Regions from separate parts of the Mus musculus genome. Here region 2 is linked to region 1. The links are chromatin loops, found by intact Hi-C in ENCODE. Cell type or tissue: left cerebral cortex. All regions are shown on one strand. Each heading gives the region's core, and the rest is flanking DNA. Links, peaks and the distances in the headings are about the cores only.

Region 1 (15,986 bases), core at 5,460-7,959:
GGCTGCTGCACAGAGAAGGGAAAGGAAAGGCAGAAGAACTCAGCCTTTCTATGCAGCAGTGGGACACTGGAACGGGCTCAGGACTGCCTGCTTGTTGAATTCTAGTCACATTGTATTTGGGATCAGTAAGAGAGGGACTGCAGACCCTGCCTGCCCTTGTCCTTGGGGAGGCATACAATCCAATGACTCACAAACTTTTGTTGTTTTGGTGTCTTGTGAGTTTATTTTTGTTTTGTTTGAAGACAGTCTTGCTGATCTCCAACTCACTGAGTAGCATAGGCAGGCCTTGAACTGGAGACCTTCCTGTTTCACCCTGAGTGCTAGGACTACAGGTTTGAACTAGTATGACCACGCCAAACTCTTTAATAGAAAGAATACCATGGAATCTGTGAGCTGGCTCAGCAGGTAAAAGTGCCTACCATCAAATTTGAGGACCTGAGTTCAACCCCAGGACGCACACACTGAAACAAAGAACTAATTTCCTTTGGCGAGCCTCTAACCTCTACATATATGCTACAGCATCTGTACACCCAAACACTTGGACACAAAATTAATAAAATGTAAAAAGAATAATGTGTGGCAGATGGTAGATCCTGGCTTGTCTTTTTAGCCAAACAGCCACCCCTCCTACAATTAGCCAGATCTTCATAAAGCAATAAACAGTCCCCATCAGTAGGAGCACTGTCCAGGGCTGCTGAGTTGCAGTCTGTGAGCACTGAGCTGTGCCTGCCTGGGTTCACACAAAAGGAGTCACTAGTTTTCCTGAGTTACTATCTGCATTCTTGACATTTAACCCTATTTCTCCAAACTGACCTCCAATTTCTCTTTCAGAAGATCCTCAGACTCTCTCACATCACAGGAAAGGATACAGTAGGAGGGGACAGGAGAGACATGGCAGCTAGGAGTCAGCAAAAGGCTCAAAGGGGCAGCATTCCCATTGAGCCTCAAAGATTGGCCCAAGGGAAGCAGTGGGTAGTGAATGGGTACAGAGTGCAGCGGGGTGAGGCAGAGGGTCCGTGACCTGTCCCAGGGAGCACAGATTCTGGGGTGAAGCTCCCTCCTTAAGCAGAAGAGCCCCAAGCATCAGTCCTTTCCTACCCTGAGTTTCCTGGGATTCTGGAAGGAAGACAGGAGCTAAGAGAGGGCGAGGCACAGGAATGACAGAGCCCCAGGACGGTAAGGGTAGAGTAATATGCTCACCGGAATCTGGAGCTTTAGTCACTAACCATACCAATTATACACGTGGCAAAATAACTGTAACCTGGGGGGAGGGGGGATTGAGACTGGGAGGGGATTGAGACTAGAAGTCAGTCTTACTACATGTGGCAGGCCTGATGGACAGGAGTAAAGGCTGGCACACATACAGGATCACGTAAGGAGCAGTATGTGGCAGCAGGAGGATGTAGGCTCTCCACTCCTGTCCCAGGCTAGCCTGCCAGCAGGAGACCTGCAACTGAGGGAGCACATATCTGTTTCCTCGAGGCCAGAGGCCAAGTCATCTCTCTTGATGCCTTCTACTATCTGCCCGGCCCAGATGAGGACATTCCTTCACTTTTCTGTTGTTTTTTCTGTTGTTGCTGTTTGGTTTTTTGAGACAAGGTTTCACTATGTGTAGCTTTGGCAAGCCTGGAACTTTCTTTGAAGACATGACTAGCCTGGAAAGAGCCTGCCTAACTCTGCTGGGATTAAAAGTGCACACTACCACTCGTAGCCACTTGTCCCTTCCTAAGAACTGCTTTCAGTGAGGAGGGAAGGGCATGCCAACCAATGAAGGCCTTCCTCAGCCTAGTTTCTTCCTGAGAGAGCCTCTCAAAATACTACCTTCAGCTTTTCCCCATTTATTCCAGCCTCCATCTACTGAAACAGTTTTTTTTTTTTTTTGGCTTTTCGAGACAGGGTTTCTCTGTATAGCCTTGGCTGTCCTGGAACTCACTTTGTAAAGCAGGCTAGCCTGGAACTCAGAAATCCGCCTGCCTCTGCCTCCCGAGTGCTGGGATTAAAGGTGTTCGCCCTACTAAAACAGTCTTACCTGGCTCAGTCCCATACTCAAAAGCCTCCTAGACCCCATTTATCTACCCCTCACAGAAGAGCACCCCAAACCTAGGGCAGGTCAGGCGAATTCCCCCATTTCAAGCCACCTTCACTTTTTCCTCACAGCCTGTGTAAGTCAGCCCACATTACCTGCCTCCCGCCTTGCCCGGCTTGTCCCACCCAGCTCTGTGGGATGGCATGAGAAGGGGTCTGAGGAGAGTCTGTGTGTGTCTCAACTGCTTCCTTACAGGGTGTGGTGGTTTGAATAGGAATGGCCCCCATGGACTCATGTGTTTGAATGCTTGGCCCATAAGGAGTGGGACTCCTAGGAGGTGTGGCCTTGTTGGAGGAAGTGTGTCACTGTGGGCATGGGCTCTGAAGTCTCAGAAGCTCAGGTTGTTCTCTGCCTGCTGCCTGAGGATCAAGACATAGAACTCTTCTCCAGCACCATGTCTCCTGCTGTGACGATAATGGACTAAACCTCTGGACTGTAAATCACCCCTAATTAAATGTTTTTCTTTATAAGAGTTGCCATGGTCACGTTGACTCTTCGCAGTAATTAAGTCCTAAGATGCAGGGTAAGGGAGATGCTAATAGAAGGGGTAAGGAGGGCAGGAGGGCCAGCTAAGGACTAGGGACACACTTGAAAAGTTCCCACAGATATTACCCATGGCATGAGATTGTCCCAACAATTCCGAGTCACATAGTAGGGATCCAATCACTTTCTGTACCCTGCTGGCAGGTATTTAGTTGCCATTACAAAAATATGTATTTAGGGACTGGAGAGATGACTTAACAGTTAAGGGCACTGACTGTTCTTCCAGGACCCAGGTTTAATTCCTAGCACCCACTTGGCAGCTCACAACTATCTGTAACCCCAGTTCCAGGGGGGTCTGGCATCCTCGCATAGATATACATCCTGGCAAAACACCAATGCACATAAAAAATAATAAATCTTTTTAAAAATATGCATTTGGGGTTAGATGACTCAGTAGTTAAAAGCACATACTGGTGGGGCGTGGTGGCACACGCCTTTAATCCCAGCAATCGGGAGGCAGAGGCAGGCGGATTTCTGAGTTCGAGGTCAGCCTGGTCTACAAAGTGAGTTATAGGACAGCCAGGGCTATACAGAGAAACCCTGTCTGGAAAAAAACCAAAACAAAGCAAAGCACATGCTGTTGTTCTTCAGGTCCTTCATTGCTGTTGTTCTTTCAGGTCTACCTGTAAACTCCAGCACCAGAAAAATCTAACAGCCGCTTTTGGCTTCTGTGGGCACCTGTATATATAGGAGTACACCCTTCTGCCCCTTAACATAGACATACACATATGTTTTAAAAATTTTAAAACAAAACAAAAGAAAACAAAAACAGGTTGTGGTGGTGAGCTCCTTTAATCCCAGCACTTGGGAGGCAGAGACCAGGTGGATCTCTGTGAGTTTGATGCCAGCCTGGTCTTCAGAGTAACTTCCAGAAGAGCCAGGGCTACACACAGAGAAACCCTGCTTTGAAAAACAAACAAACAAACCAAACGTATATGTATTTAACAGGATGTGTATACATATAATCCCAGTACTGGGGAAGCAGAGACAGAAGAAGGAAGGAAGGAAGGAAGGAAGGAAGGAAGGAAGGAAGAAAAGGAGTGAGTATATTTGCCAGGTATGGCAGCATCTGCCTATAATCATAGCACTTGGGAGGCCAAAGCAGAAAAATCATGAGTTTTTAGACCTATATCTGAACCAAATAGTAAGAACTACCTCAAGAACAAAACCAGCCGAGCGTGGTGGCGCACGCCTTTGATCCCAGCACTCGGGAGGCAAGGCAGTCGGATTTCTGAGTTCGAGGCCAGCCTGGTCTACAAAGTGAGTTCCAGGACTGCCAGGGCTGTACAGAGCGACCCTGTCTCACAAACCAAAAAAAAAAAAAAGAACAAAACCACCTCTCCCCACCCCCTAAACAAGACAACAAAACTGCCCAAACACCGAGGCTCAACTGGTAGGGTGCCTTTCCAGCATGCACATACTCCTAGGTTTGATCCTCAGCACCCCATAGAGTCGCTCAGGGTGGTGCACACTTGGAATCGCATCACTCAGAAGGTAGAGGCAGAAGGGTCAGAGGAAAGGCCACCCTTGGCTATGCATCTGAGGTCAACTTGGGCTACCTGAAACCTTGCCTCAAAAAGCAAAAAAAAAAAAAAAACCCTTATAAACTGCAGTCATCTGCCTTTGGATGGGACTTGAGGACATACGCTTCAGCTCAGCAAACCTGCTGCCTACTCTGGCCTGGGGGCCGGGGTGGACAGCGAGAAGCTGCAGCCTGGCAGCCTCTGGCAGCTACCAACAGGTGACTCCAGGGTCAGGAAGAGCCAATTTCACCTCCTCACTCCCCTGTAATGAGGCTCTAGAAAGCAAGGCACATGTCTGGGCATGAAGATGCTGCACGCAGCTCCGTTATGAATGGCTCTTATAACAACGAGATGACATCTGTGCTCGGTTTCTAAGATGCATCAACACATGTTTATTAAACTGTTGCTCCATCATATTTATTTGGCTACAAAACAACTCCCAGCCCATACTTCCAAAAGTGGTTTATTAAAAACTAAGCCTTGAACATTAATACTCAAAAGCACCCTTGAGAATCAATAATAATGCTGCAGATAAAATGAAGGAGAATCAAAGCAGTAAGTCTTGGTGGCGCCGCGGCCGCCTTTCTATGCTGTCTTACATGTTCAAGCATCTGGAGTGGGGAAGGGCACCCCAGGTCCATGGTAATGACCCCTAACACTGACTTCCTATCTAAAATGTGAACACAATACCAGACATGGTGGCCTATACCAGCACTCAGGAGGCTGAGACAAAAAGATTAAATGTTCAAAGCTAACCTGGATTACATAAAACAAAATCTATTCTTAAAAAAAACAGAACAAAAACAAACAAATCGTCATGGGGCTAGAGAGATGCTCCGAGGTTATGCATACTGGCTGCTCTTACAAAGGACCTGGGTTCGATTCCAGCACCCACATGTCACCTCACAGTCTGTAACTCCAGAACCAATGCCCTCTTCTTACCTCTAAGAGCACTGCAGGCACATCATGCACAAAAAATACAGTGGGCTGAGTGCCCATACACATAAAATGAAATAAAACTGGCTGGTCATGGTGGCACATGCCTTTAATCCCAGTACTCAGAGGTAGAGGCAGGAGAATCTCTGTAAGTGCAAGACCAGCCACAGAGAGTTCCAGGACAGCCAGGACTACATAGAGACTCTAACTCACACACACACACACACACACACTCTCTCTCTCTCTCTCTCTCTCTCTCTCTCAAAAAAACATAAAAAGCACTTGGGAGGCAGAGGGGCAGGTGGATTTCTGAGTTCGAGGCCAGCTTGGTCTACAAAGTGAGTTCCAGGACAGTCAGGGCTACACAGAGAAACCCTGTCTCGAAAAACAAAAACAAAAACAAAAAACCACAAACAAACAACCTAAAGCAAGTAAACAAAACAAACAACAACAAAATAAAACCAAGGATGAGAGCAATTGACAAGTACAATGTGCAAGACCTGTTCAGATCCAATATGGCAAAAATAAAAACAAAAAGTGAGGTAAGAAAAGGAAGGGCCCCTGGCCACTTAGATATATTTGAGGGCAGAAAGAGCAAGGTGAGGCCCCAGAGGATTGAATACTGCCTCTGAACAACAGCCTCTAACTGATGCTGCTCTGGCCAGGCCCCAGTCTCAGCATCCATCCCAGATGCACACTCTGCCCTGTCCCTAGACTAAGTCAATGTTTCCTTCCCTGCTCAAACTTCCCTCCACTCAGAAGCCCAAGAGCACAAGGTGAGCGGTTGAGCAACTGCAGGCTGCCTCAGCCCTGCATGCAGGCCTTCTTAGTCACAAAGAGCGTTTAGGAGCTTCCCAAGTCCAGGCATCAAACATTAATACACAGCCACTTCCACAGAGGAACAAGAACAAACTGGAAGATTCACAGGCTCCACAGACGCCAAGCCACTGCAACTGAACACTCGGGGGTTTGGGAACCTGCCTCCAAACCTAAAATACATAAAGTCTGACCTGGACCAAGGGAGCCTGTGTCTGTGGCTACAGGGAACTCTCAGGAAACAAGTCCAGGGCAGGGAAAGATTTCCTCTGGGCCAGGACGGCCACATTACACATTTACTGTATAAGATAGCAAGGCCCAGACACTTACCTTCTGACTTCCTGCACGTTATTGGCCCGGGCAGCTTCCATTAGAGCTGCATCTGAAAAGAGAGGGGTACTGGTCAGACACCAGCCCAGGGCCTGCCCTTCAGAGCCAAGAGAAGGCCTAGGAAGTCAGCTGAAGTTTCTCTAGAAGGTAAAGGTTGACAGGAGAAGGCTAACCAAATCTCCCCAGCTGGACTCCACCCCAACCCTGCTCTGGGAATGCAAGTAGATATCATGTGCCCACTCTTCCCAAGTAGTAAGGCTCGGGTATGTAGGTCTCCCCAAGAAAGGAAAGAAGTCATGGACACTTGGGATCCAAGCCACTCTATTACTCAGAGTGGCTGCTGTAGCCCTTCCTTCTCAACCAACTTCTTGTGATATTCAGCAGACAATAATCCTTGCCAGCCTCACAAGGAAGCTGAAAAGTCTCCCAATTCCATAGCCTAAGCTCAGAGACAGGAGACTCAAACTGTTCCGTTGGATTCCTGAGGACTCGGGCCTAGCTGAAGCCTGGGCTGGTTGTTGTCACCACCTTGTGGCCACTTGGAAAAACAAATCAACAGCGGATCACAACTGGTGCTCTGTGCCCAGCCTGGTTCTGAGCTGTACTGTAGGCCACTAGGCTGACTTCTACCCAGGCCTGCATTCAGTAGCCATGAGACCCCCTAGGTAAACATTAGAGCCATCACTAGCATCAGTGGCAAGCTAAGCCCTGATGTAGTCCTGGCAACTTACATGCCTTGGGCCCTGGATAACTCATCTAAGCTCCTGACCCTCAGCTTATATGAAGACAGGTAAGACACCAGCCTCATCCTGTGTATAAATCAAGTCTGTTCAGACCACAGTGCCTCCACTCACCTATTAGCCTCGGACTAGGAGCCAGGCCCGTCCTACTTAGCTTATGGACTGTCTGTTTTTTGTTTTATTATTATTATTATTATTATTATTATTATTATTATTAATGGTGGTTGTTTGTTGTGTGTACTTGTTTTAGTTTTCTTGGATAAGATCTCATTTTATATCCCTGGCTGTCCTGGAACTCAAGAGACCCACCTGCCTCGGCCTCCTGGGATTAAGGGTCATACCCAGCTCTTATGGATTGTTCTCATTCATATATTTAATTGGACCCAGATAAGCTCCAGCTGAAAAAAAAAGAGAATCATTCCTTATAGATACCTCTTATCTCTTCACTCCCCTTCCTTCTCAGAGGAGGGAGGAATGAGTGAGGCACCCTGGGCTCGCAAACTTTCCATGGTTTTCCATTACCAGAATTCCCTTTGGCTTCTAAAGAGACCCATTCCTCAGAACATTGCACTGAGGGACTCTGCTCAACACTTGTCTAGGCAAGTTGGCAAGACTGGAACCAGCCAGAGCTTTATGTCATCATCTCTTCTATTAGATGGACATCACTGAAATTGACATGCCATGAAGTCCAGTCTAGGGCTCCCAGTAACCTCTCAGGCCAGACTTCAGACACATTTATCCTCTTCTTCCAAACACACTGGCTGCTAGACAGTCTGTCCCTATGACCATGGCTCTTCACTGCTTACACAATTCCAAACGCCCCTGCCTGGCATGCAGGGCCATTTCATCTTCTCTCACCTTATTCCAAAGACCTTGTCTTCCAACCCTCACTGGCCAAACTGCTAGCCTGTCCACATGAGGCTAGCTGAAGTCTGGGAATGGAATCCAATCCAATCCAAGGACCACATGTGAATGTCTCCCTTCTCTGGGTCACACGCTGGTAGACAGATGCTTGGTATTAAGGAAATACTAACAGAGGTAAGATGGAGGTCCTGCCCTCGTGGGTTACACAGGCCCCCACCCTCTTTATGTTTCCTATGCTATCCTTCAGAAACCAAGCTCAAGCCCCACATCTTGCAAGGACTTCCAGTCCTCCAGGAAGGCTATCCTGACCCCAGTAGCTCTCTGATCCTCTGTAATACTCACTAGCCCTGCATGACCGGCTGCTGCACCCTCTCCCCTTAGCTGGCTAGGTTTTAAGTTGGGATTTTCTGAACACCTAGGTCCAAGCTAAGCACAGTGCCACCTTCATGTTTGCACAAGCGGAAACCATACAATTCCCGCATGCTTAAACTAGAAAGGCCCTACCTACTTCAACGCCCTCTTCAATAGAAAGGAAACGCAGGGCAGCAAAGAAGGATTAAGAGTCCAGATTTACAAAGACAGTACAAGATCCTCCGTGTCCTTGTTCCTCATCCAGAAGTCCTTTCTTTCCAAGCGGCCCCATCTTATTAAACAAACAAGGGAAGGTCAAGGCGGTCTCCAATCTTGTTCAACAATCTCAGAGTCTGGGGTGCATGGGACAGGCAGGCACTGACAACTGAAAACCTGAGAGGTTGGGCTCAGCCAGGCCACCCTTGCAGCTCCTGCTCAACTCTAAGCAACTGAGGTAAGAAGCCAATCTGAGTTAGCTACCTCCACCTCCTCCCTCCCTCCCCCACTGCTGTAAGTCTCCAGAGAGCAACTTTCAGCCAACTCCCTGTCCCCCAAGGCTTCACACACACACCCTCCACAGTATCCAGCTCATCTTAAACATGACACTAAGCAAAACTCTAAGCAACTAAACAGACTCTGAACTCCAGGAAAGGTCAAAATATTAGAGCACTGAGAGCTTGCCTTCATTAGACAGTGGGGAAACTAAGATTAGAGAGGAACATGGGGTCAGGCTAGCACCAGAACCAAGTGTCCTCCTTCCTTGGACCTATGTACGCAGAAAAACATGTAGAGGCGGTCCCTAAAGCTGTTGAGGCTTCCTGGAGACCTCTTGAAAGACTAATGGACAAGATATAATATTGGTACATAAAAGGACCGGGCTGTAATTAGTCAGTCCAATGTCCCCAATTATACTTGTATACAAACTGATCCCAAAGAGGGTGCTAGACCTACGATGGGAAATGATGTAACTTCAGTGAGTTTTCCATCTGCTGCTCCTGGCAGCAGAAGGTAACTGGGTTTCTTCAAGGTAAGGTTATGCGGGTTTAAATTTACAAATACCTTCAACCTTCCAAAGGAGTCATGACCCACCCACCCACCTCTCCCTTGAACCCAGTTTGACCCCATAATCACCCTTGTTGGATGGATTCTTGCTGTAGCACTGAACCACCAGCGCCATGGCCAAGGCCCACATGCCCAGACCCGTCTTGTTGGGGACCCCATTCCAGCTGTCTTGTCCCGGGAGTGTTTCTTCGGGGCTAGGACCGCGTTCCGACGAGGCGGCAGTCAGGTATGGGATCTCGGTGCGTTCTCCACGGCGCCCCCAGGTGGCTGCCCCCCGTCCGGGGACGAAGGTAGAAGATGCTCCAGGGCGCACCCAAGCGGCAGCTCTCAACCGCTGCGGCTCCCCGCGGTCTCCGGTGACAACGCCACGGCCGTAAGCACCTCCCCGGCTTTGGAGAGATGGAGATTTGATTAACCCTAGGAAGAGCCGAGGCGCTGGCGTGGTTCTCCTCAACACCGCGGACAACATCATGACACCTGCTTCTAAAACCCGCTGGTGCCGGCCCCTGTGCTAGCCACGATCAACATGGCTGCCGCGGCGCGTTCGAAGACGCCGCTTATAAGGTGGGACTGCGCACTACCTCACGGGAGTGGTAGTCCACAGCCCCAGATCTTTCTCTAGCTGGAGACTAAACAAACTACATTTCCCCGAGGGCTGTGGAATGACATCACAATGACCGCTGACAGCGGAGCTGGAAGAATGTTGGGAAATGCAGTTCGGGCAGAGGGGCGTGGCAAAAAGGAAAACTCTGGTGGGGCGTGGCAATTAGGATTCAAGATTCCAGAGCCCCGTATTTGTATTAACACAGAACTTTAAGCCCTGCCTTTGGAAGGTGGGAACCTGAAAGAACGGGAATTCAAGGTCTGGGTCAAAATCACATTCTTGGTCTAGGTCAGCCCCAACTGTGTAAGATATCAAATATCAAATCAAAATATCGAAAATCAAAATACAGGAATCCTAGAACAACTTCCCTAGTGTTTAAATAAAATTGCATTTTCGATGAAGACCTGTTAAGTAACTTGTACCCCTCCCCACTTTTATTCTGAGTTGCTATTGCTTTTCAAAAAGATGTTGAGTGTTGGGAAAGGTGGTGTGTGTCCTTAATCCCAGCATTCCAGGCAAAGGCAAGCAGATCTCTCTGAATTTGAGAAAGTCTAGTTTGCATAGTGAGTTTCAAGATAGTCAGGGTTATGAGCCAGAGAGACTCTGTCTCAAAAGACTTTAAGACTGTGTGTGTGTGTGTGTGTGTGTGTGTTTAAAGATGTGTGTGTGTGTGTGTGTGTGTGTGTGAGTGTGTGTGTGTGAGATCCTTAGGTTTGGCAGCAAGTGTCTTTTATAGTTGAGCCATCTTGTTTGTTACATAATAGTGAATCTATGAATTGTGTTTCAGTTGATTCCTTCTGTAGTTAGCTGACAATTAGCTACTCATATATCTGTGTCTGGCCCCTTGTGTCTCACAGAATTACAAAACTGGGTTTGGGATTGTCTGGGGTGTTGTTTTACCCTGGCTCAAAGCTGTACCTTCCATAGAGTTGCTCCTGATCTAGAGGATACAGAGAAAGCCTTGTAGGCGGAATGCTTCCTGCTCTTGCATTAGAGCCTCTTGAGCTAGATCGAGGGAACAGTTTGTCTGGGCTGCCAGGGCTTCTGACAGGCCCAGGTACTTTGCTGGTTGGTATCCAGTGGTGCCTAGCTGGCTTGTTTGAATTGTTAAAGCAGGTTTTGGGGCTTTCCATTAGCCTGTTGGCTGAGAATAGGTCTTAAGCCTTGGTTTGCATCTGTCCCACTCAAGTCTCATGCCTGCGTTTACCTGTACATGGAGCACTCTAGCTAACATCCATTTTCCTAAGAAAGGTCAGTACATGACACTTGCCCTATTCTTTGCTTTTTCCTTCTCCACTTCTGGAACTCTTCATAGGAAGTGGATTAGTCTGCATTAAAACTTGTGGGTGTTGGAGCTGGAGAAATGTCTCAGAGGTTAAGAGCACTGGCTGCTCTTCAAGAGGCCCCAGTTCAATTTCCAGCAACCACATGGTGGCTAACAACCATCTATAATGAGATCTGGTGCCCTCTACTGGCCTTCAGGCATACATGCAGGCAGAACACTGTACACATAATGCATAAATAAATCTAAAAAAATACTAAACCAGGCAATGGTGGCAGCACTTGGGAGGCAGAGTCAGGCAGATTTCTGATTTCGAGGCCAGTCTGGTCTCCAGAGTGAGTTCCAGGACAGCCAGGGATACACAGGGGAACCCTGTCTTGAAAAACAAAAGCAAAAACAAAAAAACACAAAACAAAACAAAAAAACCCAAACACACAAACAAACAAACTTAAAAAAAAAAAACCTTGCAGGTGTTTCTTTTCAATTTGCCACTTTGACATTACCTCTACTTCTATGGAATCTCTGACAGTATTTAGGAAGGATTTCTCATGCCCAGATCATGAAGCAATCACACACTCATGCATGACTTTACATTTTATTTCTGGTTATTGATCTCTTTTGAATTTACCCAATTGCACCAAGGACCCTCAGCAAAGCCTGTGTTGCTCTGGATGGAAATGCTATATTATTTAAACTCCTTTCATGATGTGGGTGTGTAGATGACCTTCTAGCCTCTTCCATATTTGGTTTCCTTTTGTAATAGTGTTACACTGTTAGGAATAGGTGGGCATTTGTACAAAAGATGAGGAAGTGTGTGTGTGTGTGTGTGTTATACATGTCTATATTTGCTCTGTGTGTATGGAGGAGCCCAAGGAGGCCAAAACAGGCTCTGGGATCTCCTGTAGCAGAGTTTCAGGAGGCTGTAAGCTACCATTTGGGTGCTGGGAACCAAATCATGCCTGGTCCTTTGTAAGAACAGAACATGTTCTTATACACTGAGTCATTTTTTTAGGCCCATTTATTTGTTTGTCTGTTTTTTTTTTTTGTTTTGTTTTTTTTTTGAGACAGGGTTTTTCTGTGTACCTTGGATGCCCTGGAATTCAATTTCTAGAACAGGCTGCTTGCTTCTTCCTACCAAGTATGGGATTAAAGACGTGTGCCGTCACGTGCACCCTTCAGCCCCTTGTTTTTAGTATTACATAGTAAGTTTGTTTGTTTGTGGTGCTGGGGATTAAACTCAGGACCTTGTGCACGCTGGGGAAACACTCTTCCATTGAGCTACATGGTCATCCCCCTTTAGAGTATTTTTAACCCCACACCTCTGCCATTGCTGATGGTTTCCAGGGCTCTCCTGACTCTTCCCATTTATGTTTTCATTTTTCATATGGACTTAGAATAAATGTACCTGTGTCCTGGAGGAGCAGAGAGCCCTCAGAGATTTCACTACTTTTCCGGTTGTCTAACTCGTCTCCCTAAGACATATTGACTTCTCCAACTTAGTTTTATGCTCTGTTCCCTGATGAATGAATTCTTGTTTTTCTTGGTCCCTTGCCTTGAGCTCGGCAGACCTGTGGTCTGTAATGGAGCCTCTTTCTTTCTTTCTTTCTTTCTTTCTTTCTTTCTTTCTTTCTTTCTTTCTTTCTTCCTTCCTTCCTTCCTTCCTTCCTTCCTTCCTTCCTTCCTTTCTTTCTTTCTTTCTTTCTTTCTTTCTTTCTTTCTTGTTAGTGTGTGTGTAGTCACCTTGGTAGGTCTCCCATGGGATCTTAAATGAGACGTGTGGTCACCTACTTTCATTCCTGTGCTTTGAATGCCAAACTGTGTACCACTATAGCACTGGCTCTTTCTGTTTGTCCCTACAGGTGAGGGGATCCTTCTTCTGTGTGTGGAGATGATGGTGGCATTTTTGCCCTTGGAAACTTTTGAAGTGTGCCCATGTGGAGCCTAGGGTTCAGGGAGCAGTCACACTTTTCCAATGGAATGAATCTGCAGAGGTTTCTTATATTTACTGGATTTATCTAAGTCATGGATCTTTTCACTTAGGGTTTCGAATGCTTGAGTCTGATCGACAGCAGTCACTTTCATATATTCTCTGTGTGCTCAGGAAGGGAGAAGCTATCATCTCTGTCTTCAGAGGTAGACTAGCTGTGGGGCTCCAGGACCACTGCAGGTGACCCTGCACTCGTGCCTGGGGTCCTCCTGAACCTGCCATTGGCTGGTTGGAGGACTGGGCACCTCCTGAGCTCGGGGGCTTGGCTCAGTAGCAGCTGTCCCTTCTGTGCATCACCTGCACCTCTGAGGCTCTGCCATGTGAAGAGTGAATGCAGTCGGCTATGCTTGACTCACTTAAGTCTGTCTTCTGCATCAGAAGATCACAATCTTTAATTTAAAAAAAAAAACTAACTTCCTAATTCAAAAGTTATGCACAATAAAAGGAGCCCATTCAGGTGTTTAGACAAGTTGAGGCCCTTTGGTGACACCCATCACAATCAGTAAGTGTTTGCATGAACCCGGAAGAAATCTATCCCCTTCCCAAGTGTTCTTCCATGTGCCAGCTAGCCAGAACTTCTGATGCTGTAGGTGAGTCCAGCCTGCTCGGCCTGCTCAAAGAGCTGAGTCTTAGAAGAGGCATATAGTGTGAATTCATCAGCCTGGATCCTGCCACCTGACAGAGCAGGGTCCCCAGGTCCAGCAGATGTCACAGGCGGCAGGATCCTGCTCCTTTTGTTGCCAAGCGGCAATGGTCTCTTGAGTCCTGTTCTGTCTGATGTAAACTCTTCTGAGCAGGTCTTGGCTTAGAACAATAGTCTCATTCTCTTGGAAAAGGTATGTGAGGGGAAAAAAAAACAAAAAACAAAAAACAACAACAACAAAAAACAACCAATCTGCGGGGATTGAAGCAGCATGGAAAGTTTCTCTTTAACTCTTGAAGAAGCCATTGGTTCTGGGCTTCTAATTGCAGCACTTAGGTAGTGGTGGCAGGCAGATCTTTGTGAGTTCAAAGCCAGCCTGTCTCAAAAATAAAATGAAAAAGAAGAAGAGGAGAAGGAGGAAGGAAGAGGAGGAGGAGGAGGAAGAGGAGGAGGAGGAAGAAGAGGAGGAGGAAGCCATTGTCATCATGGCTGCTGCTGCCAGCATTGAGTGTATGTTCTCTGTGTGTGGAGAGGGATGACTCAGAGGTTAAGAGCACTTGCTGCTCTCGCAGAGGCCGCAAGTTTGGTTCCCAGCACCTACATGTCTGCTCACAGCAGCCTGTAACTCTAGTTCCAGGGAATCTATACCCTCTTCTGACCTCCCTGGCATATGTGGTGCACATACAGATGTGAGAAAAGTTTTGTGGGTTTTTTTTCAGTTTTATTTGTTCTCTTTTCAAAAATTAATTATTTTATTTGTTTATATTCCAAGTGTTACTCCCCTTCCTGGTCCCCCCTCCCAGAGTTTCTTCACCTCACACCCCTACTCTTTGCCTCTCAGAGGGTGCTCCGTCTCCATCCCCTCAACCCCCACCCCCCAGCACCCCCCTTCCCAGGGGGCATCAAGTCTCTATAGAATTAGGGACATCCTCTCTGATTGAGGCCAGATAAAGCAGTCATCTGCTACATATGTGCTAGGGGCCATGAACCAGCCCATGTATACTCTTTGGTTGGTAGCTTAGTCTCTGGGAACTCTCAGGGGTCCAGATTAGTTGACACTACTAGTCTTGCAGTGAGGTTGCCATCCCCTTCAGCTCCTTCAGTCCTCCCCTAACTCTTCCATAGGGGTCCCTGACCTCAGTCAAGTGGTTGGCTGTAAGTATCTCTATCTGTCTCAGTCAGCTGATGGTAGAGCCTTTCAGAGGACAGCCATGCTAGGCTCCTGTCTGCAACCACAACATAGCATCAGTAATAGTGTCAGGGTTTGGTGCCCACCGATGGGATAGATTCCAAGTTGAGCCAGTCATTGGACTGCCTTTCCTTCAGTCTCTTCTCCATTTTTGTCTCTGCATTTCTTTTAGACAGGAACAATTCTGGGTCAAAAAAAAAATTTTAAGGTGGGTTGGTGACCCCATCCCTCCACCGGAGGCCCTGTCTATAAGCTGGAGGTGGTCTCTTCAGGTTCCATCTCTCCACTGTTGGGCATTTCAGCTAAGGTAATCCCCATTGAGTCCAGGGAACCTCTCACTTCCCAGGTCTCTAGGACTTTCTAGAGGTTTTCCTGCCCCAACCTCCCAGCAGCAGTCATTCCCCTGGCCCCTGGGCTCCTCTCCTGTTTCACCCCATATCTAATCCTGCCCTCCTTTCCCTTACCCCTCCCCTCTCCCATCCAGGTCCCTCCCTCCCTCTGCCTCCCATGATTATTTACCCCCACAGCTGACAAATCACTTCAGCAAAGTTGCAGGATATAAAATTAACCCAAACGAATCACTAGCATTCCTTTATACAAATGATAAATGGGCTGAGAAAGAAATTAGAGAAACAACACCTTTCTCAATAGTCACAAATAGTATAAACTATCTTAGGTAACTCTAAGCAAGTGAAAGACCTGTATGACAAGAACTTCAAGTTCCTGGAGAGAGAAATTGAAGACTTCAGAAGATGGAAAGATCTCTCATGCTCATGGATCAGTAGGATTAACATAGTAAAAATGGCCATCCTACCAAAAGCAATCTACAGGTTCATTGCAATCCCCATCAAAATTCCAACATAACACAGGGAAAGAGCAATTCTCAACTTCCTATGGAAAAATAAAAAACCCAGGATAGCAAAAATATTCTCAACAATAAAAGAACTTCTGGGAGAATCACCATCTCTGACCTCAAGCTGTACTACAGAGCAATAGTGAGAAAAAATATTTTCTCTCTCTCAAAGGGCCA
Region 2 (15,986 bases), core at 5,501-8,000, 100 kb before region 1:
ACTTGGGATGGGCCTTCGTGACACTGGACTCACACCTGATACTTTCTGCACTTTACTGACTGTCCTGGAGGTGTCAGGAACACTGGCTTGTCAGCTTAACAGTCCAAGGTTCTCTTGGATTCTGATGGCTTGCTTCAACCATGAGTGTCCCATGGCTAGGCAAAGTCTATGGAAACATTCTCTATAATGGTTGGCCCAGGGGGTGGGACCGATAAGGGGCTTTATAGAAGAATCACACATGATTCATTAAGTGTTTTCTGGGGGCCAGTTATGCATCTCATCTTCCTCTGAGAAACAGACGAGTCAACATGTTTCTAATCTCACCCCTAGAGCAGCTGAGAATAATGGTACTGACAGAAAAGTGGAAGGCTAGACTCTGGGCTCACGCCTCCTCCTAACAAATGACCTTGGGCAAGCCTCCTGCGACTCTAGGGCTTCAGCTCTCTCAACTAAAAAGCAGATGAAGTCAGCACTGCTTCTCATAGGATCAAGGAAGAGCGTACAGCAGGTGAGCACTGCTGGGATAGGCTAAGGAGAGTAGTGTCTATGACAGTGTGTGGGAGCCTGAGTAAGCCAATGCTCACAATCTCAGGAGAGGGATTGGAGGCAGGAAAGCTGATTTTTTTTTTGTGGGGAAGGACCACTTTAGGGCCAGGAAAAAACAGAAATGGAACTCCAGACAAGGGTCCATGGCTCTCGGGCTTAGGGCCCCATAGCACACTGCCACACAGCAGATGCAGGAAGGAGTGGGTGCTGCTTGTCTTAGGGAGGTGTGTACTGATTTCCATCCCACCCTGGAGACACACTGTGGTGGTGGTGGTGGGGTTTCTGTCCCCATTTAGATGTACCAACTAAAAGGTACCTGCATCAACAGTCTTTCTACAGCAGATACTCTCCTCCCACATCCACTGTGTATGAAGACATATTAAGACAGCATGGATAAGGAGATTATAATTTGTAATTAAATATTAACCTTTCTGACAGTATTAAAATTAAACCACTCAGAATTCTTCATCCCTAATCAGGTGGTTCCTGCCTGTAACTGCATCTTTCCTAATAGTCTTGCTAGTTTATGGCCCTTTCCAGAGTGCTAATTGTTTCAATCGCTGCCAACCTGATGAATTGTCTAAAGCCGCTATTTCGGTTGGAGCACATTAGCATGCCACACACTTCTTCTTGCCTGCTTGCCTGCCTGTCTAGTGGGTCTGCAGTGGGTCTGGCAGAGGTTGCACACAGCTGCTGGCAGAGACAGGTAAATTTAAGAGTTTTCTGCCAGTTGCTCCACAGCAGGGCTCAGGCAACCTGGGCTACTCTGCGTCTATGGATCCAAGGATCCTCAGGGAGGTGGCAAGGGAACAGGAGGCTACAAGGGGACGGGAGTTCAGGACTCTGCTCCTGGGCTATTTAGCTGGCAGGGCCTAAGCAACCCTTCCATGCCTCTGGGTGTGGGTGTGGGGAAGCGGGGAGGTGGCCATGAAACCTGGCAAGCACACTGGAGTCTTAGGGGCAAATAGGGGAACTTACTTAGCTTTAACTGAGTATTTTGTAGTGTCACCAAGGATTGCTTTCTCAAAAGCATCTCCTGTCATCCAAGGCCTTTAAAAGCAGGTGTGGATAAACATAGCTGGGGAGACTGCAAGGCTCTGGGCTCTGGTTAGAGGCAGAGTGAAAGCCTAGTTGAGGACATATGCTCGGTGGGGAAGCAGTTGACACCACGCCTGCTTGTTTCTCCAGAAGCCAGCGGTTCCTGGTAGCGCAGCCCTACCACACTGGGATACCTAGCTAGCCTGAGCTCCTGCAGAGAGCCCTCAGTAAACACTGAATTAGCTGTGAGTACATCCAGCTAATCCAGGACAGGGTGCTCAGCAATGTGCAGATGAATCTCATCTAGTTCTCCCAAGAGCCCTGACTCAGGCAGGCTAAAGATGATCATTGCTATTTCACAGCTGAAGAAACTGAGGCATGAAAAAGTTAGTTCTTAGAGCAATCTCTGGCTAGAGCAGAGGTCTGCTTCTGGGGCCAGGGTCCAGCTTTCTGATCGTCTGCTGCTTAGGTTTCAGGACAAGCATGAGTGGCTTACAGACTAGACCCTGGTCCTAATTCCTTACCTTTTTGGCATCTTTGTGCATATACTTTGCTGTCTGCTTGGCCAGCTCGGTTTTCCCTAGGAATAAGGTAGATGAGTTGGGTCAGTCCAGTTGACAATCTGTGGAGTAAAAGGACACTAGGGACAGCTATGGTGGTGCCCATCTTTGATCCCAGCAACTGGGAGGCAGAGGCAGGAGGATTTACATGGTGAGTTCCATAACAGTCAGGGCTATGTAAAGAGACCTTGTCTCAAAACAGTTAAAAACAACACTGGGATGTATGGACACTGATGAGCACTCCCTTTATGGATAGGAAGCTGAGGTCCAGAAACTTTTCTAAGGTGAAAATGAAACAACAACCAGTGCACTTCCAGTTTCCCTGTGATGAAGCCAAGGGCTTTCTCTGAAGCAGCACTCTAGGAGTGGAGGCAGGCAGTAGGACTCGTAACCCAACTAATCCTTTGAAATTTAGCACAAACTTCATCTCTTCTAGGAGTGCCTCCACTTCCTGCCTCATTCCCTACATCCCTCTTAAACACTTCACAGCTCTGGAACCTCAGGCCAGGAAAAGGCTAAAAGACAGAGGACTTGCCACTGGTTCCACAGATCTTGTGACAAAGAGAACAACCCCAAAGTGGTAGTTTGTTGGAAGGGCCATCTGGAATGATGGTAAAGCTACTATGTGGTACACAGAGCTTCTTTGTCAGGTCCATAAAGGCGCCGGGAGGTAAAAAGGTAGTGGCTATATCATGAAAGACCTATCAAGACCATGGAAGGAGGTAGGGGTGGAGGAAGGCAGAGGACACCTCAGCTGATATAGCCCGACCGAGTAGAAGGGTATCCGTGCCCCTTACTGCCCCGTGCACAGGAGTTCCCCAAGTCTACTGAAGGTAGGCTGCCTGAGTATAGCTGGTGTGCCAGCCAGTGAAGGTGGCTCTTTCCCAGAGGTGAGCCTATGGGATGCACAGGGGTAACATGGGACATGACTAAGAAGCTAAGGTCTAATTTCTTAGTGACTCTGTGATCTAGGGCAGCTGTTCCTGGAGCTGTCAGATCAGGCCAGAGGCTTCTCCAGCTCTGCTTCCCCAGTGGCTGATCTGCCCATGATTACCTATTCCAGACGATCCCAAGAAGAGGAAGACTAGAGGGTGCTCCTCATCGTACCAGCCGTTCTCCTTCCTCCGGATCGCTACAGCCAAACACACAACATGGGATGGGGAGGGAGACAGATAAATCAATGACACAAAAGGCAGGATAATTATCACTAAGTATACAATATGTTTTACTGCTCTGCGCCCACTCAAAGTCCTCACTACCATTAGTGCTGCCTAATCTGATTAGCTGGCAAGGCCCCTAGAGACACCTAATCAGGTTAGCATGGATTTGGAAAGCTGCCCAGAGCAGATTTCGGATAAAGTTTTCCAGGATGAGCACTCAGCGTTGCCAGGGAAACCAAAAGGCGGGTGGATGGTGAATGGAGGTGAGGGGGGTGGGGGACTGGTGAAGGAGAATCTGAGAGGGACGTTAACTCTCGCTGGTCACCCCTCTCCTCACCTGGAAAACTAGTAGAGAATGATACCCTGATACCTAGGGAGGTGTAAGAGGTGTGCTCTTTCCCATTTGGGGAAACCAAGGTCTGTTCTGATGTGTGGTTTAAGAAGTAGAACAGAGCCAAGAGCATTTTCTGGAAGCCCATCAAGGGCAGTGTACAGCCTGGGCTCTATCTCCTCTATGGCTTCTGGAGGGCTTGGGGTGAGGGGAGGGCAGATTTGTACTAGCTTTCTTGAGGCTCTTCTTTACAAAGTAAGTGGTCAAGGGCTATGCATGAAGGTGAAGATATCCAGTCTCAGCTACGGAGTGGATGAGGCAGAATCATGAGAAGAGTCACACATTGGACACCCTGGATACTAGGTATAACTAGAAGTCACTAACAATGTATTTAAGACCCACAGAAACACTGAAGGGAAAGTATTTGTAACTCCATCATCTGGGACAGGCAAGAGGCAACAGACAGAGACTTGTTAAGTTACATAGTTGGTAGATAGTATGTAAGAGTTGCTTCTTTCCCAAAACTTACTTTTACAAAACACAAAACAAGCAAACAAACAACCCCAAACCAACCAACCAGCCCCCCCAGCCCCATACAGCCGCTTTAAAGAAGAGAGTGCCAATTTGGGTGGCACTAATGGAAACACAGTGGTTAGGAGCAGGAAGAGGACAGAGCACTGTGCAATGTCAGGGTCTGTCTGCAAATGGAACAGTGTGTCTGGTCTGGTCTGGTCCCCAGAGTGTCACAGGACAGTAAGAAGGATATATGTCAGAGGACAAGGCCTGGAAACAAACTTAATGGAGAAGGAGTCAACAGTCCTAGGGATTGCCTGCCAATCTGGAGGAGGCAAGCTCCCAAATGTTATGCTGTTGGGCTTCAAAGCAGCCACAGGACTGATGACAGATCACAGGGCTGACAATCTGGAGAGGTGGCAGGCCCAAAGTGGTGGGGAGAAGAACTAACATAAGTGATAGGTAGGAGCAGGCTGAGCCTGGGCCACCCCATGCCTGCCTTCTTCCTCACCTTTTAGAAGCAGATGGAAACAGTGCAAGCTCAAGGACAGAGCAGCCACCTGTGCTGCCAGGAGTTGCTCCCTAAGAAGAGCTCGGGGAAATGGCTGATTCTCTCCTGGGCTGAATCTGGATCTTCTCTAACTAACTAGCTGGGGTTCTCTGAAAGGGCTGGTTAGGAGGGATACTCAGTCAGACACCTCATGGGCCTGAACACAGGGATAAAGGAGGAAACTCCAAGCCTGTTTGCCAATGGAAACAAGGAGTTAGGGAGAGAGTATTTGGGAACAGGTACAAGTAGTAAATTTTGGCAGAAGGTAAGACTTGGTGGTTGCTATGTGTAAACAAGTGTGTATGTGTACAGGCAGGGCTAACAGAGGCTCAGCCGAGAAGAGCCATATTCTTCCAAAGAGATGAAAATCTATGTTGAGAACAGAGGAAGCCTGAAGCAGGCTTAGGCTTTGAATATCTGGAAAGGCAGAGGTGAAGCCAGCATCACTCTGACAGGTGGAATGGCCCCTCAGGCAGGGTATCGCGTTTTTGAGGTTCTGCTCTTGGCTGTTCTTTTGGGGTAGTGTCCTAGCCCATTGAGAGCTGCACATAGCTGGGCTGTGCAGCACAAAAAAACACCATGGAGAATGTGGAATTGAATTACGCCTGGGGCCATCTTTCCCCTTCCTTTCTAATAATGCACCTGGGAAAGAGCTCTTTATAATGCCAGGCAGACTCCACTGCACAGCTGTCCCTGGTCAATTCTGCCAGACCCAGGGCAGGAGTCTGGGGTGGGCCTGCTCTGGGGTCCCTGCGAAACAGGCGAAATGCCAACCATTAAACAATTATAACTCTGGATATTTCTAATAATATCTGAAGAGAAAAACGGCCAAGCAGATGGAGTCCGACAGAATGAAAAATGAAGGCAGCTAGGAAAACCTGGGGAAGGCGAGCCCCAGGGTGTGTGGCTGGTCAGGGCTGAAGACTGAGGCGGGGGAGCCCGGAGAGCCCTGTCAGTCCAGGGTAAAGGTTAGGCCGATGGAGGCTGGAGGGGGCCCACATGCATGTGGCTATAAGTTCTGATGCTCTTACCGTGGCTCAGCAAATGTGCAACTTACTTTACTAGCACTTTATAAAGAATCTCTGTATCAGTAACGTCACATTGCCTCATTATGGTTATAATTATAGTTATATAAGGCAAGATGGGCAGGGAACTTGATTCCTGTTTTATAGATGAGAATATGTACGTAGACATTAGAAAACCTGCTCAGGTCCACAGGAACAGCCAGAAAAGCAGGGCTTTAATCCTACATTGTGTCAGGAGCATGGCAAAGGAGGGCAGCTCTGGAAGCCCCAATCCTGTCCTCACTCCTGACCTTGGCTCTCCAGTGTCAGGGGCCTTCTGCAAGTGCAGCTCAGCACCTCGCCCCCACAGATCCAGCTCTGCAAGTTCCAACTCTGCTCTTCTGCTCCCACACGCTGCACTAGCGCACATCTCGGCAGTCCCTCACCAGATGCTTCTCTTAGCCACGTCTGTTACTGCAGGACCACTGGGGGAAAAGGCTCTGTAGCAAGTCTTCATGATCAATTCCATCATAATGGCCCGAGCCTATCAGTTCTCTGGTTACGTATTCATTTATAGAGCAGTGTGGTGGAGATGATGTCTTAAGAGGAGCTTGCTTGGAGTCTTGTCTTCTGCCACTTCCTCCTTGGTTAAGTAAAATACCTATTCCTTTTTCGTCCTGGTTTCTTTACTTCTAAAATGGACAGAGGTTCATGTACTGTCAGCTCCCCATGGAGACAGGGCAATGATTGGGGTGAAAGTAATGGAAATCACCGTGGCAACAATGATGGCACTCAGTGTCTGTCTGTCCGCATTTCACATTTACATTTTTTTTAAAAATGTTTTTCAAGACAGTGTTTCTTGGGGAGCCCAGGCTGGCGGAACTCAGAAATCAGCTCGCCTCTGTCACTTGAGTGCTAGAATTACAGGTGTGAGTCACCACTACCTGGTTCAGTGTCAGCTTTTTAAATATCTCCTTAAACACTGTAATAATGCCAAGTGGTATACAATGCCTCTGTTTCACACAGGAGGAAACTAGGAACTAGCCAAGGGAAATCAATAAAGGGATTTCTTCTACCTGTGCCCTTATATGGGGCAGGAGGCTACAGGTACTAGGCACTAGTTTTTTACCGATCCCTGAGGCTAGCCTCTCACTGGTTTAATGTTTGACGACTAAATTAATTATTTTTTAAAAAGTGAAATACTACATTATCTTTTTTTTCAAATCTTAAGAAATTATTATATGTAGGTTTCTTTTAACCAGTTTTTAAAATTTATTTTATTGTGTATTTATCTCATTTACATTTTCAATGCTATCCCAAAAGTCCCCCACACGCTCCCCCACCCACTCCCCCTAACCAGTTTTTAAAATCTATTTGGAACACTAAACATGATATAAGTAGAAAAAAAATCTCTTATGAAGTCCTCTATGAAAGGAAATTATGATACGTTCCGGATTAGACAGAAACTGTTCCACCTCCAAGGGAGAACATACAGTGTAACTGGTGGCTGTGGCTTCATAGAATGATTGGGTAGTGCTCCTTCTAATTCTTGGTCTTCTTGGGGTTACACAAAGGCAGGCTGATTTTTATCCCCCTTTACAGAGGACAGTGTGTCTGGAAGAGACTCAGTGCTGCAGGTCGTTTCTGCCCCTCTGGGGAAAGGCTGCTGCTGGCCTCTTCGGAGCCCACTGGGGAACCTTCTGCATCTTCTCTGCAAACAAGCACTTGCTGCGTACTTGCCATGCACTGATGTAAGATGAGGGCTCCAGATGGGTGGATGTGCTGGGAGGATGCAGAACATTTGTACCTGGATGCTTGAAGCACAAGGTGTAACAGGGCGTTCTGGGAAGGCCTTGGTATGTGAAAAAAGCAAAGAGTGAAAAGAACTGCCTCTTCTCAACCCAGAGCTCTGCTTCTATCCAGCTGAAGCCCAGGGGCAGCCTGGCTCACAGTTCCTGATAAGTTCTTTTATTTTTAAATTTATTTTTACTTATGGGTGCATGCCATGCATGCAAGAAGCTGGAGGACATATGAGGGTGTCAGACCCTTGAAACTGGAGTTATAGGCAGTGTGAGCCACCCAATGTGGGTGCTGAGATCTGAACTCAGGACCTCTGGAAGAGTCACCAGTGCTCTTAAGTGCTGAGTCACCTGTCCACAGACCTTCCTGGTAAGTCCTTTTTTTTGGGGGTGGGGGTGGGATTTTTTTCTTTTTTGAGACAGGGTTTCTCTGTGTAGCCCTGGCTGTCCTGAAACTAACTCGGTAGACCAGGCTGGCCTTGAACTCAGAAATCTGCCTGCTTCTGCCTCCCTAGTGCTGGGATTAAAGGCATGCGCCACCACTGCCTGGCTCTTGGTAAATTCTAACGGTCTTGTGTGAGAAGAATTTATTCAATGCTGTGGCATCTCCAGGGGAACCAGCCATTTGGAGCAATGCTTGAGGTTGAAAGTCACCTTGTATTAACTAGTAGTGTCAAATGAGCTCTTGTAGCCAGATGGTGGGTGTGAACACCTTTAATCCCAGCACTCTGGAGGCAGAGACAGGTGGATCTCTGTGAGTTCAAGGTCAGCCTGGTCTACAGAGTGAGTTCTAGGACAGCCAGGGCTACACAGAGAAATCCTGTTTTGAAAAAAAAAAAAACAAAAAACCAAAACCAACCAACCAAACCACAACACACACACACACACATACACACACATACACACACACACACACACACACACACACACACAGAGAGAGAGAGAGCAAACAAACAAAGAAAAGAAAAGGAAAGGAAAGAAAAGAAAAAAGAAAAAAGGGCTGCCTTCATTTACCTCTGTACAGCTTTACTCAACCTTTGTACAGCTGGGGCCCAACCCTAGGAAACAGAGTTAACAGGAGTAGGTCCTGATCTCTGAGAGAAAATCACACAAACACAGCAGATACCAAACCACTCATGTAATGAGAGGTGTTCACAAGAAGCCCAGGGAACGGGCCTGAGAATGGGAAGCTATTCTGGGAAGGGCACGTGGGCAGGCCCTGCTGCGGAAGTGCAGTGGAAGGAGAGTTGTGTGAGGCAGGGCAGCGGATTCAGAGAATCTGCTGGAACCTGGGGCAATGTCTGTGAGGCCCATGTCCTTACACAGACACAGTTCTGAAGCTCCCAGGCATGTGCAGGCTCATCTATTGCCCACCCAGGAGATCAAAGGTGAAGGAATATGATGTAATTAACGACCTCATTGAGTTCCCTTTCAGTATGTTGTGAGCTACCAGAGGACAAGTGGTCATAGCACCTAAGTGAATTTTATAAACTACTTCAATGGGGATAACACAAACATGTCTGGCCTCTCACAACGAACCTCAATTGCTCCTGAATTGGGTTAGGCAGTGGTAGGGCTGGGGTCGAACCATGTTACAGGAAGGCCTGAAGAACTATAGGCTGATAGGGTGGCAGTGGCAGACTCAGATAGGAAGGCAAAGGTAGGCTGTTGTGGTTGGTGTGAATGTAGCGAGCAGGGGCAGCAACGCAGGCTGGCAGCCACCATGGCAGTAGGTCCTTTATGCCATGTTAGGACAAGGACCATTCGAAGGCTTCAACAAGGCAGTAATATTAGATTTGTGCTTTCTTTTCTCTTTTTACAGATTTATTTATGTGCACTGGTGTTTTGCCTGTATGTATATCTGTGTGAGGGTGTCAGATCCTCTCTAACTGGAGTTACAGACAGTTGTGAGCTGCCAAGGGGGTACCAGGAATTGAACTGGGGACCTCTGGAAGAGCAGCCAGTGCTCTTAAACACTGAGCCATCTGTGTTCTAAAGATCACTGCCCCAGCAGGAATACTAAGGGAAGGAAAGGAGGCCACTGCATGGCCAGTATCAGCATGTGATGGTTGGTTCTGTCAGCTTGACAGGTTCTAGACTCACCTAGGGGACAAGACTCTGGCCATGCCTGTGTGAGAGATCATCTACACTAGGTTAACTGTAGTGGGAAGACCCACCTCATCTGGGTGGCACCATTTCATGGGCAAGGGTCTCAGACTCAATAAAAGGAAGAAGTGAGCTAATACCAGCATTAACTACTCTATTCTGCCAAATGTATGAAGGTCCTGTCACCAAGATACCCTGCTATTATGAACTATATTCTTGAACTGTGAGTCCAAATAAAACCTTTTTTCTTTACATTTGCTTCTTGTAAGATATTTTCTCGCAGTAGTGAGGTAAGTAAATGTACAGGAAAAAGAAGAGAGACTAGGTTTGAGAACCACAGAAGATAATGACAGAACTTGATACCTGAACTGTATGGGGTGAAAGGAAGGATGGCAGAGCCAAGGAAATGTGCATGTTTCTATCTAGGAGTGCTGTGACTGGAGGCCTAGTTCTGCACATGCTAACCAGACAGCCTTTTTGAGGTGAGTGGAACTTGTACTTGGCTCCCAGAAAGTCTGACAGCTTGGACTGACATCTTTCATCACTTGCCCAAGACCAGCTCTGGGTTCTGGAAGGAGAAACTCACTTTCCAATACCCTTGTGATAGGTAGGCTGGCCTTGTGGGTCACGTGACCCTAACAGCCGAGCACAGCCATGGAGATCTGGTTTGTGGGCTGGTGCTTTAGCTCCTCCATTTGTAAGGCAGTAACTGTGCGCCATTCTTGCTAGAAGCCCCGCAGCTGGGGATCACACTGATAAATTCACTGTATTACTTTGCACAAATCAATATCCCAGCACTTACCAGGGGTTGATGTGACCGAAATTGGTTTCAGCCAATTCGTGAGGGTAATAAATGGCCATTTATCAAATCAATTCATTCTGTAGCACTTCTCTGGCTGCCCATCCTCATGGTACCCATGGGGTGCCAGGCTCTGTCCCCTCTAGGTAGTCCCTAACACACATGCAACACTAGTTTGGAGACTCCAGAGAAGCCTGACATAGCCTCTCCATCTGCCCCACCCTCCTGTGCCTGCTGGGGTTCCAGGGCACCGAGGTTCTGGGCATTGCCTGCTTACCACAGGTTCAGACCTAGAACGTGCCCGTGCTTTGACTAGGCCACTAGGCTGCTCATTCCTTCTTTTGGGGACCCAGAAGCTTTTGGGAGCTGGTCACAGGAATGAACACAGCGCAGGACAGTCTCCGTGTGAGCCCAGCTGCAGGGCTCCTCAGCAAGGCAGATACACAACAAATGAAAGCAAAAAAAAAAAAAAAAAAAAAAAAAAAAAAAAAAAAAGGCACAGCCCTAGACAATGTGAACCCCCAAAGGCACTATTTTGTGTAGGGTCACTAGAGCCTTGGCAGGGCCAATCTTTATACAATGGGGCAGGAGTGGGACTTCTGGCAGCCAGTTTACCACTTACCTAATGCAGAGCTTAGAAGACAGAAGAGGGTCTTTGAGGGAGGGGAGTTTCGCAGGATGCTTATTCTGATAGTTGTTAGAGGCAGAGAGCAGCGGATCACCCAGTCTGAGCCAGTTGCAAGGGATGGGATGACGCTAAGCCAGGCATCAGAGGTCAGCTCAGTGCTGGGGAACAGGCAAGCTGGGATTGGGTGCCCAGTTACAAGTGAAAGAAAATGGCTCTGGGTTTGACCTCAAAAGTACAGGGCCCAACCCAAGACAACATTTTGAGAATAAGGACTAGGTTGTATGTTGTGTGGCACAGATAGGAAAACATGAGCTTCCAAGTCAAGTTGATGTTGGTACCTTGATATAAAGGCAAGGAAGATGATGACAAAGAAGCTGGGGTGCACAGAGGAAAATGTAAAACACTTTCTGGGAAGCTTTTTGGCTTTTGGACTTGAGGGGCTGCTGAGAAGTGGAGGCCAGAGGTTAGGAGAATGCCTTTGGAAACAGGTATCTAAGAAACTGAGCCGTTCTGAGGGCAGCTATAGTCCAGACCAAGTGGATCTGAGACTTCAACAAGTAGTATATTCTGTTAGGCCTTCAGCTGGTATTCCCACCTCGTAGGTGGCAGCTGGAGACCAATATATATAACTAGAACCCAAGAGCATCCAGGTGCAGATTGGGCCCAAGTAGTGGCTCTTCCCAACATGTGCGTGACTCTGACTTGTAGATGGAATGGCAGCTTTGGTCCCTAAGTTCTATTCATGTGCTGAAAGTCAGGCCCTGAGTGAGGGGCTGGCTCGTGATCGCTCATGCTCCACGAGGATGTTGGAGGTAAGACAGCCTGGTGAGCCGAGCAGACACTGGGGAGCATGCAAGGGATGGGATGCTTAGGACTAGAGGGACCAGTCAGAAGGACTGGCAAAGACAGTTCAAAATAGAGGGTTTTCAACTCTAGCCGAGTGGCAGATAGCCTAAAGGGCCTGTTAAAAACATAAAAAATAGGCTCTGACTCTGCAGGAAGGTAAGTGAAGCCTAAAACTGTGGCCACTGGCCCAGAGAACATCCTTGGAGAGACACTTGTCTCAAGGGGAGACCTCCTTAGACAACTGTTTCCCTGCCTCAAGTCACCCTGAAACAGGTCTGAGTGGTAGAACAAGGTGAGGCTCCTGCCTTCAGTGGTACCCACTGTACACATCTGTTGAAAGAGAGCTGCGCTTGGCAGGGGGCCCTAGGATGGCAATAAGCCCTTCACCAGTGGGGAAGAAGGCATTTCTTGGGATGTTTTCTGTAAGATCCAGCCATGCAGCTATTGGCAAACCATTCTCAAAGTTTGGGAGTGAGTGCTGGCCTGGCTGGGATATAGAAACTGAAGTTCTGTTCTAGCTCAGCTCCCACCCCTCTGACCAGATGAAGACAGCAGTGGTATTTGATGGTGCCCACCTCACAGCACTGCTCTAAGGACTAAAAGACCTAAAATATGCATGAGCATAATAAGACAGTGGAGGCACTGTACTCACAGGCAGTTCTCAGCAAACAGTAACTCTGAATAGAGAGTGCATCTCTCTGGCTGTGGGGCAGCAAGATGTGCACATCAAGACAGCAGCTACGCCCGCCCCTCCTGACTGGCACTGAGGACAGGACTCACCAGCACCGACGGTGGCGATGGCACTCTCCTGGCCAATGATGTGCTCCTTCAGTCGCTGCTCCAGTGGGAAGCGGCGCCGCTCCTCTGCCTCCCGCTTCCTCTGCTTCTCCATGTACTGAGGGAAAAAGAGCAACAGTTCAGGGGCGCTGGCCTCAGCAGGACCTTGGTTTAATCTGTTTCTCAGTAGAGGGGAAAGCAGATGTTGGCGCTCTGAGGGTCCTGCCCTGCCTTATGACCACTGGAGAGCTATTTCAGGTCACCCCTACCCCTCTGCTTGGGAGGAGCATGAGTGGCAGGGCCTCACCACAAACAGTTCTTGGGCAGAACCAGCTACTGTTCTCATGGCTTGAGAGTGTTAAGTGCTTACTGTGTCTTTCACTAAAAACACTACTGGACAAGAGTTTGCTAAATGTCTGAGTGCCCATCCGCACTCCAGAGTGCTTCCTACGGGCAAGCTCTAGCTGTTTCTGGCATGGACTCTGGCCCAGCATCATCATCTGGTATATGTAAAAATATAGACACAAAAAAGGAGAGAATTAACAGCTAGTCAGGGTGCTGTAGACACACAGAAAGGGGAAGATACACAAATACAGAAGGAATGCTTGGGTGGGGCTTTCCAAGACACCAGAGACTGTAAGAAAATGGAGGATGGGTGACCACGTGGTTGGGGCTCTGGGTGAGCCTGATGAGGACATATTTACTGAGACAAAAGCAGACAGATCCTAAACTGAGCAGCAGATGCCAGGCCTTCAGGTGGCTTTTCTACCTAGGCCACAGTAACTCGGGCATCTTTCTTGGAAGAGAGCTGCCAAGGTAAGGCCCTGTCACAAAAGTTGTGTTTGCAGATTGTTCTTGCGGGCAGAGTGGATGAAAAATACCTGCTGCTTGGGTAGTGTTTTCCTGTTATAGTAGTGACCTTGACAGAAGTTAAAAAAAATAAATAGCAAACAATCCAATTTTGGCTGTTGCTATCAGTCTGTAACTGAAAGCTCCCATCAGTCCTCGGTTTCATATGGAGCAATAATTCGGCGCCGATCCCAGTGGAGTGACGCTTGCCGGCTGGAATCCAGAGTGTCACTGTGCAGCTCCCTCAGGCGCCACATACATCACCTGGCTCTGCCAACTCCAGCCATATATCTGCCTCTTCCTCCTCCCTGTCCACAAGCCCATTCAGCACTCAGGCCCACTGGGCTGGAAGGTGCTGACGACAAGTCTCAGTCTCTCTCTCTCTCTCTCTGCTTTCTCTGTCTCTCTCTCTCTCATACACACTCACTGGGAATGGTGCCAACTTGTTGGACAGACCCTGAAGGAAACTGAAGTTGAAGCTGGCTTGCCAGTTTGCTGGGCACATTTACACACTGCTGTGTGCCAGGCACTGGACTCAGCACTTCATTCAATGTCTCAATTTTTAGAGTCACCTCCCATCTGAAGCTGGGCTCTTCTGGCTCATAGTGAATCAATTATATGGCAGAATGAACAAGCTTCTCTATAGACAGACATGAACTCCAATGACCTCATCCATTTAAGAGCTAGAGACTGAAGTAGTAAGAACCTCCCAGGAACTTAAGTTTCCTCACCACAGCATGGAGATAGCGCTCATACCCACTCTCTAGGATGCTTGAGGAGGAATGAGAGAAACATCTGGCAGAGCCTGGCACGCAGGAAATGTGGGTTGGTAATAAGTGCTACTCCGGTGACTCAGATGTCTTCCAAATGCCTACCCTCATGAAATGCTGAGCATACTTCTCTCTCTTCCTTTCCTTTTCCTTCCAGGAGTGGCAACTGAGCCTAGGGTCCTTGCTCATGCTAGGCAAGCACTTTAACCTATATGTCAGCCCTTGGATAAATACTACTTCCCACCAGTTGGATCTCTGTGAGTTCAAGGCTAGCCTGGTCTATGAGTGAGTTCCAGGACAGTCAGGGCTACATAGAAAAACTCTGTATCAAAACAAACCACACACACACACACAACTACCTCCCTTTACTCCATTTGGTATCCAATTGGCTAATCTGTTTTTTTGGGGGTGGGATGGGGTAAAGTACAGAACTCCTTTTATTTAATTCAATCACAGGCAGAGATCCATAGACTAAAAGAAGAGGTATTATATCTTGAGTGCCAGAGAAAGCCAGTAACCAAGTCCACTTGGATGCCCACTGCCTTGGAAACACCTCCTAAGGGGTCCTCTCTTGGCACCTCAGTCTGCAGGTGCTGTCTCCACAGGGTCCATTTTCTGGAGACACCTTGACTTCTTGAGGCAGCCCTCTCTGGCCACTAGTTTTCCTTACATGGCATGGAATTCTGTCTCTGCAATATTTCCATCTATGGGGCCTCGTAGCACACACCTCTCCTGTTGTGCCAGGCAAAGCCTAATGAGACTTTGTATTCTACTTTGTTGAGTGAGGTATGACCATCATGGTCCCCCGAGTATTCTCCAGAAAACATTTCTTCTTCCTGTAACTCTTCTTTGGGGTCAAGATATTATGTTGCTTAGAGGTCTCATATATTTCTTGGACAAAGGGCAAGTGTTCTAATGACTATGGTGTGTGCATTGGGGAGGAGTCTGAAAGGAACTGGCTGGCTTCGGGAGCTTCCTGATGGTGTTGGGAAAGGTTCCATTAGAACTAACCTCTAAAATACAGCCAGATCCTCGCAATCCTCAAGTCTCAAATAGTTATTAATCAGAAAAATCTCTGAAACAGTAGCAGATTCCGTTGGTAAAAATGTACAGGAGGGCTGGCAAGATGGGTCAACAGTTTAAAGTGTTTGCTTGCGTTGCAGATCTGAGAACCTGACTTCAACTTCCAGATCCTGTAGCTAGGGGAGAGCACAGACTTCTGAAAGTTGTTCTTTGACTTCCGAAACACACATGTGCATCATGGAATACATATGTATCATACATGCACATACTGGGTATTAAATGAGGTCAAATGTAGTGCTTTCTGTTGTTTTGCCAAAGTGTAGAAGAAATCATCTTTTCGCTTGTACTGTTTTACACTACTAGGGATTGACCACTGGGTCTTTTCCATACTGGGCATGAGTCACTTTTTTTTTTTTTTTTTTGTTTTTGGAGACAGGGTTTCTCTGTATAGCCCTGGCTGTCCTGGAACTCACTTGTAGACCAGGCTGGCTTTGAACTCAGAAATCCGCCTGCCTCTGCCTCCCAAGTGCTGGGATTAAAGGCGTGTGCCACCACTGCCCGGCATGAGTCACTTTTTTTTTTTTTAATCAGATCTTATTACGGATGGTTGTGAGCCCTCTGGCCAGCCCCATGAGTCACTTTTTTTTTTCTTTTCAAGACAGGGTTTCTCTGTGTAGCCCTGGCTGT

What was found. Hi-C counts contacts between places; a loop is a spot of excess contacts. Peaks named below come from ENCODE experiments on the same cell type or tissue, not always from the same donor. Only the 100,000 strongest peaks of a DNase experiment are listed, where the experiment ranks them.
Region 2: a loop joins it to region 1, with 2.3 times the contacts of the local background. A loop is called at or near these places in 3 of 42 quality-filtered maps.

Annotation. Positions count from the first base shown.
Region 1 is chr7:101,657,548-101,673,533 of GRCm38, reverse strand. Clpb (ClpB caseinolytic peptidase B) reads right to left here and starts at 9,783. Exons shown (of 16, transcript NM_009191.4): 1 at 9,321-9,783; 2 at 6,235-6,286. The coding sequence starts at 9,723. In left cerebral cortex, for the core only: a CTCF peak has its summit at 6,762 (motif pointing left); a DNase peak (open chromatin) is centred at 6,758.
Region 2 is chr7:101,760,370-101,776,355 of GRCm38, reverse strand. It overlaps Clpb (ClpB caseinolytic peptidase B), which reads right to left. Exons shown (of 16, transcript NM_009191.4): 7 at 12,661-12,775; 8 at 3,199-3,276; 9 at 2,109-2,164. Among named protein-coding and RNA genes, the nearest start is that of Phox2a, 50 kb to the left of the region's middle. In left cerebral cortex, for the core only: no CTCF peak of the experiment used is centred there; DNase peaks (open chromatin) are centred at 6,158 and 6,563; H3K27ac peaks cover 601 bases.